2 separate regions of the Homo sapiens genome follow, and region 2 is linked to region 1. The links are chromatin loops, found by intact Hi-C in ENCODE. Cell type or tissue: GM12878. All regions are shown on one strand. Links, peaks and the distances in the headings refer to the core of each region. The heading gives the core; the rest is flanking DNA. Region 1 overlaps GOLM2 (golgi membrane protein 2). Region 2 overlaps FRMD5 (FERM domain containing 5).

Region 1 (5,387 bases), core at 191-5,190:
TCTACCAATTTCAGAAGCAGATTTAAAATGGAGTACAGAGAACCTGGCATAGCATCATAAAAATTGATTTAAAAAAGTGAGACCCCCCCATCTCTACAAAAGACAAAAAAAATTATCTGGGCGTGGTAGCACATGCCTGTGGTCCCAGCTACTTGGGAGGCTGAGGTGGGAGGATCTTTTGGGCCTGAGAAATCAAGGTTGCAGTGAGCTGTGGTCATGCCACTGCACTCTAGCCTGGGCAGTAGGGCAAGACCCTGTCTCAAAAAAAGTGTTTTTTTAAATAAAAAACCAAAGTGTTGAAAATGAATACAAAGGAAGATGATGTTCTTGGAAGGGCAACAAGTACAAAAAGAGATTAGGTTCTGCAAATGAAGGAATTGGGAAACAAAGTAAAATACAGGCTAATTGGAAGTTATTACGGAGCAGTTCTGAGTGAGCAAACTGATCAAATACTGTAGTTGTTGGTGTCAGGTTTTTTTTGCTTCCCCTGTAGCTTTCCCTCAGTGATCTCATTCCTATGACCTGGATTACCATTTGAATGTGAATGGCTCTCTGGTCGTCGCCCGAGCTCCATATGTCCAACTGCCTACTGAAGATCTCTTCTTGGATATGTCACAGATGCCTCAAAATCAATAGGTCAAAATCTCAAAAAATCATTTCCCCAATTCTCTCCCTGACCCCAAGTCTGTTCCTCTTCCTGTGTTTCCCTATTACAGAAAATTATATTCTTACTCATCTAGTCACCCCGATTAGAAATCTAAGCATCATACTTGATGTTTCTCCTTTTACGCCTGTATATAATCAATTCCACAAGACTATTCTTCCCCTTTAATATCTCACATGTATTTACCTCTCTTTTCTGATTCTATTAGTTTAGACCAGAAATTGAAAAGACCTTTTCTGTAAAAGTCCAGATAGTAAATACTTTAGGCTTTGCAGGCCATATAGTCTCTGCCACAACCACTGTAGCTCAAAAGCAGCCACATACAATATGTAAACAAATTAGTGTGGCTATTTTCCCATAAAACTTTATTTGTAGACACTGAAGTTTCATTTTCATGTAATTCATATATCATAAAATCTTCTTTTGATTTTTTCCTTCAGCTATTTAAAAAAAAATGTAACAGTCATCCTTAGCTTCCTTCCCTACAAAAACAGGCTCACAGGCCATAGTTTGCCCACCTCTGACTTAGACCAACATTCTCACCTATGATATGGCAGTAGTACTTGGTCTCCCTCCTTCTCATCTTGCCCACTCTGGTCTACTCTTCATGTTGCAGCCAGATTGACTTTTTAAAATTGCAAATTGGGACTGGGTGTGCGTGGCTTACGCCCATAATCCCAGCACTTTGGGAGGCCGAGGTGGGTGGATCGCCTGAAGTCAGGAGTTTGAGACCAGCCTGATCAATGTGGTGAAACCCTGTCTCTACTAAAAATACAAAAATTAGCTGTGTGTGGTGGTATGTGCCTGTAGTCCAAGCTACTTGGGAGGCTAAGGCAGGAGAACGACTTGAACCTGGGACGTGGAGGTTGCAGCGAGCAGAGATTGGGTCGCTGCACTCCAGCCTGGGCAACAGACCGACACTCTGTCTCAAAAAAAAAAAAAAAAAATTGGAAGTTGAATTTTACTACCTTGTTAAAAGAACTTTAAAGATTGACCATAGCTTACAGGATGAATCCATGTTTCTTGGAAGACCCTTCATAATTGTGAACCTTACTTACCTTTCTAGCCATATTTCTTACCAGTTCTCCCTAATTCTCTGTTGCAGCTACTGGGAATTGTTTATAATTCCTAGAATGTTAAGTGTTTTTCATATCTAAGTTTTGACACGTGCCTTGAATGCCTTTCTTCCTTATCTTCTCCCTACTTATACCTGGTTCCTGCAGGACTCATATCAGTCATCATCATCATCTCCAGAAGCCTTCTCTCACTCCATGAAGGCTGTATTAAATCCTTCTATTAAGTTCGCCCATCATGTCTGTAGAACCGAATGATAGCATTTATTTTACGGTATTATGATTGCCTATTTACTTGACTCCCCTCCTAAATAGTAAGCTCCTTGAGTACATAGTGTTTGTCTGTTGTGTTATCCTCAGTTTCCATTTTTCTTTTTTTGAGATGGGGTCTTGCTCCGTTGCCCAGACTGAAGTGCAGTGGCTTGATTATGGCTCATTGCACTCCTGACTTCTGGGCTCAAGTGATCTTCCCACCTCAGCCTCCCAAGTAGCTGGGACTATAGGCATATGCCACCATGCTCGACTAATCTGTTTATTTATTTATTTTTTATTAGAGATGAGATCTCACTGTGTTTCCAGGCTGGTCTTGAATTCCTGAGTTTGAATGATCCTCCTGCCTCAGCCTCCAAAATGCTGGGATTATAGGCATGAGCCACCACGCCTGGCCTTCCAGTTTCCTGTATGATACCCCATAGTAATGTGTGAGTGGGGTTTTTGTTTGTTTGGTTGGTTTTGTTTTCATTTTTGTTTTTGAGACAGGGTCTCGCTCTGCCACCTAGGGTAGGAGTGCCGTGGTGCAGTCACAGCTCACTGCAACCTCAACCTTTAGGGCTCAATCAGTCCTCCCACCTCAGCCTCTCAAGTATCCGGGCCTATAGGCATGCACCACTGTGCCTGGCTAAGTTTTTGTATTTTTTGTAGAGAGGGGATTTTGCCATGTTGCCCAGAGTAGTCTCAAACTCCTGGCCTCAGGTGATCTGCCTGCCTCAGCCTCCCAAAGTGTTGGGATTACAGGCGTGAGCCACTGCACCTGGCCATTTTTGTTTGTTTTACATTTTAAAAATTGACGTATAATTCATGTACCATAAAATTTATCCTGTTCAAGTGTACAATTTAGTGCATTTTACTATATCTAAAATGTTGAGCAACTATCACCATGGTCTAATTCCAGAACGTTTTCATCACCCCCAAAAGAAACCTTGTGCTCAACAAAAAGTCACTCCTCATTCCTTCCTGCCCCCAGCCCCTGGCAGCCACTAATCTACTTTCTTTCTTTATGGCTTTACCTATTCTGTACATTTCATATCAATGCTATCAGATAATATTTGAACTTTTGTGACTGTCTTTTTTCATTTAGCATATGTAATGTTTTCCAAGCTCATCCATATTTTATCATGTTCTAGTACTTTATTCCTTTTTTCTTACTGAATATCAACATTATATTTCATTATTTATTTATTTTTTGAGATAGGGTCTTGCTCTGTCTCCCAGGCTGGAGTACACTGGTGCAATCCTAGCTCACTGCAGCCTCAAACTCCTGGGCTCAAGTGATCCTCCTACCTCAGTCACCTAAGTAGCTAGGACTACAGACATGTTCCACCATGCCTGGCTAATTTCATTTTTTATTTTCTTTAGTTTTTGTAGGTCTCACTGTGTTGGCCAGGCTGGTCTTGAACTGCTGGCCTCAAGTGATCCTCTTGCTTTGGCCTTCCAAACTACTGGGATTCTAGGCATAAACCACTGTGTCCGACCTAGCTGTATATTTTAAACTTCATTCTTCAAAGCACCCAGGACTCGGGGGGGTGAAAAAGAGGGACCCCCTAGACTCCTTCTCTTGCTTCACCTAGAACATTTATATTTTCATCTATTTATGGACAAACTTTTATTTTAAATTTGAAAGTCGTGGGCTCTCAGATTGAAGAATACACTCTACCTGGGACTGAAAGATACTCCATGGTCTTTTTACTCCATCTTTCTTTCCAACTCTTCTTTTCATGTGCTCCAGTCAGACAGTATGTTGGTGGAGTCTTGAGGTATACCTCATGCTTTCTTGCCACTGTATCTTTTCTTATACCATCTCCTCCATCTGAAATGCCCCTTTCCCATCTGTTTAAATTTTTACCTAACTTTCAATGCCTAATACAGATATAATCAATTCCATGAAGTTTTCCCGGATCTCTGGATTCTTGTAGTAATTATACTGCTTTAGATGGTGCCTTGTCTAATTTCTTGAGACTACTCTCATGTTTTCTTAGTTGTTTTATACTTTCCCATTGAGTGGCTGGACATGGGATGGTGGGGGACTGGGGGTTGGGGGTGACTATAACAGATTGCATGGGCCAGGCATTGTGCCTCACTCCTGTAATCCCAGCACTTTGGGAGACCAAGGCAAGAGGATTGCTTAAGCCCGGGAGTTCAAGAACAGCCTGGACAACATAGCAAGACCTCATCTCTACTAAAAATAAAAAAATTAACCTGGCATGGTGGCAAATGCCTGTAGTCCCAGCTATCAGGAGGCTGAGGTGGAAGGATCGCTTGAGCCCTGCAGATGGAGACTGCAGGGAGCTGTTTTGCCACTGCACTCCAGCCTGGTCTGCAGAGTGAGAACATGTCTCAAAAAAAAAAAAAAAAAGGGGGGGTGGGGGGATAGCATGAGGGAGATCTTTGTGATGATAAAAGTATTCTGCATCTTGATTGTGATGGTAGTTATACAAATCTGCACATATTTTAAAATGACATAGAGCTATACATTCATATTGTACCAATGTCAGTTTCCTGGTTTTGATGTTGTACTGTAGTTACATAAGATGCACCCATTGTGGGAAATTATGTGAATTGTGTGAAGGTTACCTGGGACCTCTCTTTGCTATCTTTGCAATTTCCTGTGAATCTGTAATTAATTTTAAAATAAAAAGTTTAGGTTGGCCATGGTGGTTCATGCATGTAGTCCCAGCACTTTGGGAGGCCAGCAGGAGAATCACTTGAGTCCAAGAGTTCAAGACCAGCCTGGGCAACATAGCAAGACCCCGTCTCTGCAAAAAAATATATTTTTAAAAATTAACTGGGTATTATGATACATACCTGTAGTCTCAGCTACTTGAGAGCCTGAGATAGGAGGATAGACTTGGGCCCTGGAGGTCAAGGCTGCAGTGAACCGTGATTGCATCACTGTACTCCAGCCTGGTTGACAAAGCAAGACTCTGAAAAAAAAAAGTTTAAAAATATATTCTTCAGGCCAGGCGTGGTGGCTCATGCCTGTAATCCCAGCACTTTGGGAGGCAGAGGCCGGCAGACCACTTGAAGTCAGGAGTTCGAGACCAGCCTGGCCAACATGGTAAAACCCCATCTCTACTAAAAATACAAAGATTAGCTGGGTGTGGTGGTGCGCACCTGCAGTCCCAGCTACTTGGGGGCTGAGGCAGCAGAATATCTTGAACCTGGGAGGTGGAGGTTGCAGTGAGCTGAGATCGCACCACTGCACCGCAGCCTGGGCGACAGAGTGAGACTCAGTATAAAAAAACAAATCATTTTTCCATGGTGCTACTTCTGATTAATGTGAATCTGCCTGTGCCTTCCAAAGTAAAGTTACTTTGGGGTAGACAAGAGATGTATTTTTAGTGATATTTTAGTTACATTTTACAATTAGAACA
Region 2 (5,387 bases), core at 334-5,333, 250 kb before region 1:
GGGACTCATTTAGACGGGGGAACCAAAAAGGTCATCATCTCTGCCCCCTCTGTCGACGTCCCCATGTTTGTAATGGGTGTGAACCATGAGAAGTACAAAAACGGCCTCAAGATTGTCAGTAATGCCTCCTGTACCACCAATTGCTCAGTTCCCCTGGCCAAGGTCATCCATGACAATTCTGGCATCATGGAAGAATTCATGACCACAGTCCATGCCATCACGGACACCCAGAAGACTGTGGATGGCCCCTCTGGGAAACTATGGCACAATGGCTGTGGAATTTTCCAGAACATCATGCTTGCATCTACTGGCACTGACAAGGCTGTGGGTAAGGTCATCCCTGAGCTGAACAGGAAGGTCACTGGCATGATCTTCCATGTCTCCCACCACCACTGTGTCTGTCAGTCATGGATCTGATCTGCTATCTAGAGAAACCTGGCAAATATAATGACATCAAGAAGGTAGTGAAACAGGCTACGTGCAGTAAAACTCATGCCTGTAATTCTAGCACTTTGGGAAGACGAGGTGGGTGGATCAGCTGAGGTCAGGAGTTCAAGACCAGCCTGACCAACATTGAGAAACCCCGTCCCTACTAAAAATACAAAATTAGCTGGGCGTGGTGGCGCATGCCTGTAATCCAGGTACTCTGGAGGCTGAGGCAGGAGAATTGCTTGAACTCGGGATGCGGAGGGTGTGATGAGCCGAGATCTCGTCATTGCACTCCATCTTGGGCGACAAGAGTGAACTCTGTCTCAAAAAAACAAAACAAAACAAAACACATTGCCTCTACCTCCCCCTTTAGAGGAGCTTAGAAAAAATAAAAGTGAAAAAATCCTACTGAAATAATATCAGAAAGCACACTGTAGTCTTATATTACCTCCATTTCAAATCCAACTTTCAGAAAAGGAAGAAAACTATTTTGGGTAACCAAATAACAAGTCCCTTTTAAGTCCCAGAATTTAAAGATCACTGAAAAATGAAAATTATGTCTTGTACTCAAGATGCTCTGGAAATTATTTTTGAATTCCCACACCATTATCATTAATGGACACCAGCTGTGGGCTCACAGTATCATGGGTATATTACACAATAAAAACATAGACAGGATGTCACTGCACATATGCCATGCACACAGCTTGGTTCTAACTAGCATCACTGAGAATAGACATTTATTAAAGAAGATAGTGTAGCGGTTAAGAGCACAGGCTCTGGAGTCAGACCACCTGGGTTCCAATCTTGGCTCAGCCACCTATGCAATGTGTGACCTTGGGCAAATTATTTAAGTCCCATTTCTTCCTTTGAAATAACTCACAAAGTTGCTATGAGAATTAAACGAAATAATGAATATACAGTACTTAGTATAGTGTCTACCCCTTAGTAAGCACTCAATAAATATTAAGGATTATCACTATTGGTACTACTGAATAATTATAATGGTAAAGAGGTCCTGGTAGGACTAGGGTTTACAAAAATATATGGCACAGTTTCTCAGCTTTCAAGAACTTACAATTTAGAAATCAATTCAAAAAGCCCAAAAGGAAGGGGTAATGAAGGAAGGAAAAATAATGAAGAGTATCATTTTCCTATTAAGACCTGAAAGTTAATAAAACAAAATCACTTTAAGTCACCCAACCCAAACAGGTAAATATTTAATCGATTTAGTGTCATTTGAACACTCAACAGAGTTAATAACACTATGCATATGATGGAGGTTGAGTACGATCTAGTACACAGGTTGACTTAGACAGTTTAATATAAAAGTTTGGGACTGGGTTTATCCTTGAGAATATATTGATTTTGGTCATGATATTGATTTCATGACCCACCCATCCTTAAAGAGCCAGCTGAGAGACTGCTACCACCTACCAACCAGCTAACAGTAGTCAATAAGCATATAAACTGACCTACATTTTGTAAGAAATATTTTTAACTTTAAAGGTCAACTTATATGCAGTGCTTTAGAGTTTACAAAGTTCCTGCACTCATTACTTTTTATCTCCATAATTGGGAGATGAACATGACATCCTTCACAACAATTCTAGGGCCTTCATTCAAAACAGATGATACAGTTTGTCAGATAAGGTGACTTTATATCATTTTACTCAACCAGTTCCACTTTTTTTTTACTCTTAATGTTTTGAGATTAAAGAGTAAATATGCTATGCACTGATTGTTTTTCAAAAACAAAACTGACATTCAGAAAAATGAGGTTTTCAACTCCAGGTGCTCTGATTTGCTGTAAAGCTAAAGCATAAATTACCTTCTCAGTTTCACCTCCCACTGTCTACCCCATGTTTTCTGCTTTATCTTTTCAAGATTTTTCTCCACAGATGTAGGTGTCCAGGTTCTTGTTTTCAATTTAAATCAAAATAATTCAAGAAATACTCAATTCAATAAATCAATTCAAGAAATACCTACTAGCTCTACTAGCTCTGGGTGGCTGCTGGAGAGGTCCACAGATAGGTAAGTCTCTGCCTTCACAGAATTCACAATCTACTTTCAAAAGCTATAATACGAGGTCAAATAGTAAGGGCCACACAGTCGTTTACGATGTGATAGGGATTCAAAGATTGGAGAGCGCCCTCTGGTGGAAGGGGAAGAGATGATCAACAGAGACTTCAAGGCATTTAAATTTTACACAGAATTTCCATAGGAAGAACTGAAGGAAGACAGGCATTCTGGGGAAAAGGCATTACGCAGGAAACTAGTGGCAAGGGGGTGTTCACGGAAAAATGAGTTGTTCAGATCTATCAGAGTTGAGAGAACATGTTATGAAGGGCTTTGAATATTAGGCTGGGAGGTCCTATAGATAACTCGATATTAAATGAGTCATCAAAGTTTTTAGGCAGGAGAGTTAGGTGATAAGAACTTTACTTTGGGAAGATTCATCTGATAGAAAGTGTGTAAGAAGAGTCCAAGGGGAGACTTTGGAGTTGGAGGCCACTGAGAGGGTTACTACAATATTTTAGACGAAGTGAAACTGCTCTTTCAAGATTAAAAGTAAAGGGAAGGAGTCAGAGAGGTTGGTAGCTTAAAGGAAAAATAAAATTGGGCAAAGCTCCCCCTCAGTTCTTTTCCTTAAAGGGGCAACAAAGACCTGAGATTGTATGAAGGCAGAAAAGAAAGATTAGTAGAGAACAAAATATTATTGATGCTAGTGGGGAGAAAAAGATCAATCACTGAATTAAAGTCCAAGAAGAAGAGGGATGGAATGGACCAGGTGGAGGTATTCATTTTGAAAAGGAAAATTCCCGTAATTCAAAAGAAAGAGAGTATAAAAGGGAAAAGAGTGAAAATACATGGAAACTTATTGAGACAGAGGAAGTTGAAGAATTTATGGCAAATAATCTCAACTTTCTCAGAGAATAGGAGGCAAGCTCATTTGCATGGAGAACTGGGGAGAGACTAGGTATGTGCCATGAATTAGGTGTACTTAGAAAAGACATTGAGAGGGATATAATCATGAGCAAAAAAGTACTGGTTAAAATATTGCTTAGACACCAAAGTAAATGCAACCAAATAAAAAATAGTTAAAATGGTCATATTCAAAATGTAAAGACTTTTGTGCTTCAGAGGACACTGACTTAATCAGTGTTAGGCTGCTATAACAAAATACCATAGACTGAGTAGTTTATAAACAGTATAATTTATTGCTTACAGTTCTGGAAGCTAGAAGTCCAAGATCAAGGCACCAGCAGATTTGGTGTCTGGTGAGGGCCTGTTCCTCATGGATCATGCCGTGTTGCTGCATCCTCAGAGGGTGGAGGGCAGAGACAAGCCCCTTGAGCCTCTTTTATAGGCATACTAATCCCATTCATGATGGTGGAGCCCTCATGACCTAATCACGCCTAAAGGCCCCAACTCTTAATACTACAGCATTGGGGATTATTTCCAATATATAAATTTGAGGGAAATATCAACATTCAGACCATAGCAGACACTACCAAAAAAGTGAAAACACAACCCACAGAATGAGAGAAAATATTTGCAAATTTGATATCTGATAATCATCTGGCACCCAGAATATACAAAGAACTCTTAAAACTCAGCAATGAAAAACCAAATAATGCAATTTAAAAATAGGCAAAGATTGAAACAGATATTTCTTCAAGTAAATACAAATGGCCAATAAGCACATGTAAAGATGCTCAACATCATTTATCATTAAAGAAATGCAAATCAAAAACACAGTGAACTATTCCTTACCTACCAGGATGGTCATAGTAAAAAACACAAATGGACATAATAAAAAATAACAAGTGTTGCTAAGAGTGCAAAGAAACTGGAACTCTCACATATTGCTGGTGGTAATATAAAATGGTTCAGCCATTTTGGGAAACAGTTTGGCAGTTTCTCAAACAGTTAAATATAGAGTTACCATATAACCCAGCAATTAATTTCATTCCTATATACCCAAGAGAAATGAAAACATATAGCCACACAAACTTGCGCACAAATGTTCATAGCAGCATTATACATGATAGCCAAAAAGTGGAAGCAACTTAAATGTCTATCACTTGATGAATGAGTAAAGAAAATGTGGGATATCCATATAATTGAATATTATTTGCCATAAAAATGAAGTACTAACATTAATACATGCTGCAGTATGGATGAATCTTTAAAACATTATGCTAAATGAAAAAAGCCAGACACAAAAGGCCACTTAGTGCAGAATTCCGTTTATATGAAATGTCCACAATAGGCAATTTGATAGAGAAAGAAAGCAGATTAGTGGTTTCCAGGGGCTGAGGGAATGGGAAAATGGGAGAGTGCAGAGTGACTGCTAATGGGTACGAGATTCCTTTTTTGCAGTGATAAAAATGTTCTGAAATTACATACTGGTGATGTTTGTACAACTTTATGAATACTAAAACCCACTGATTTGTATACTTTAAACAGGCAAATTTTATGACATGTGAATCTTGTGTTGAAAAGATTGCTAGCAAGTTTAGATGACCTGTATTTTGTTCCAGATCTATTCAGAATGGAATCATGATTTTCTCAGGCTACAACACATCATAGAAGTCAGATGTGAGGGTTACTGTGAATAAGGTATTGGGAAGGCAGGAAGGCAGAGTCAAGGAATGAATAGCACATTGCTGAAATTGATATCTATAAAGCCCAGGCTCTTTCAAAATCCAATAATAAAAACACAAACAATCCAATTAGAAAATAGGCAAAAGACATACAAAGACATTTCACCAAAGAGGATATACTGATGGCAAATAAGTACATGAAAAGATGTTCAATAACATTAGCATTAAGGAAAGGCAACTTAAAACCATGAAATATCACTACACACCTATCAGGATGGCTAAAATAAAAAATAGTGACAACACCAAATGCTGGCAAGGATGCAAAGAAACTGAATTATTCACACATTG

What was found. A loop is a pair of places that touch in the nucleus more often than their neighbours do. Peaks named below come from ENCODE experiments on the same cell type or tissue, not always from the same donor. Only the 100,000 strongest peaks of a DNase experiment are listed, where the experiment ranks them.
Region 2: a loop joins it to region 1, with 4 times the contacts of the local background. A loop is called at or near these places in 1 of 110 quality-filtered maps.

What each region holds. Positions count from the first base shown.
Region 1 is chr15:44,317,116-44,322,502 of GRCh38, forward strand. The region is part of intron 1 of GOLM2 (golgi membrane protein 2); the gene reads left to right. Among named protein-coding and RNA genes, the nearest start is that of GOLM2, 31 kb to the left of the region's middle. RefSeq lists an enhancer at 2,182-2,411. In GM12878, for the core only: a CTCF peak has its summit at 2,504; a DNase peak (open chromatin) is centred at 2,486; H3K27ac peaks cover 733 bases.
Region 2 is chr15:44,063,835-44,069,221 of GRCh38, forward strand. The region is part of intron 1 of FRMD5 (FERM domain containing 5); the gene reads right to left. It also overlaps the pseudogene GAPDHP55. Among named protein-coding and RNA genes, the nearest start is that of FRMD5, 130 kb to the right of the region's middle. RefSeq lists a silencer at 2,397-2,691. In GM12878, for the core only: a CTCF peak has its summit at 2,579 (motif pointing left); a DNase peak (open chromatin) is centred at 2,517.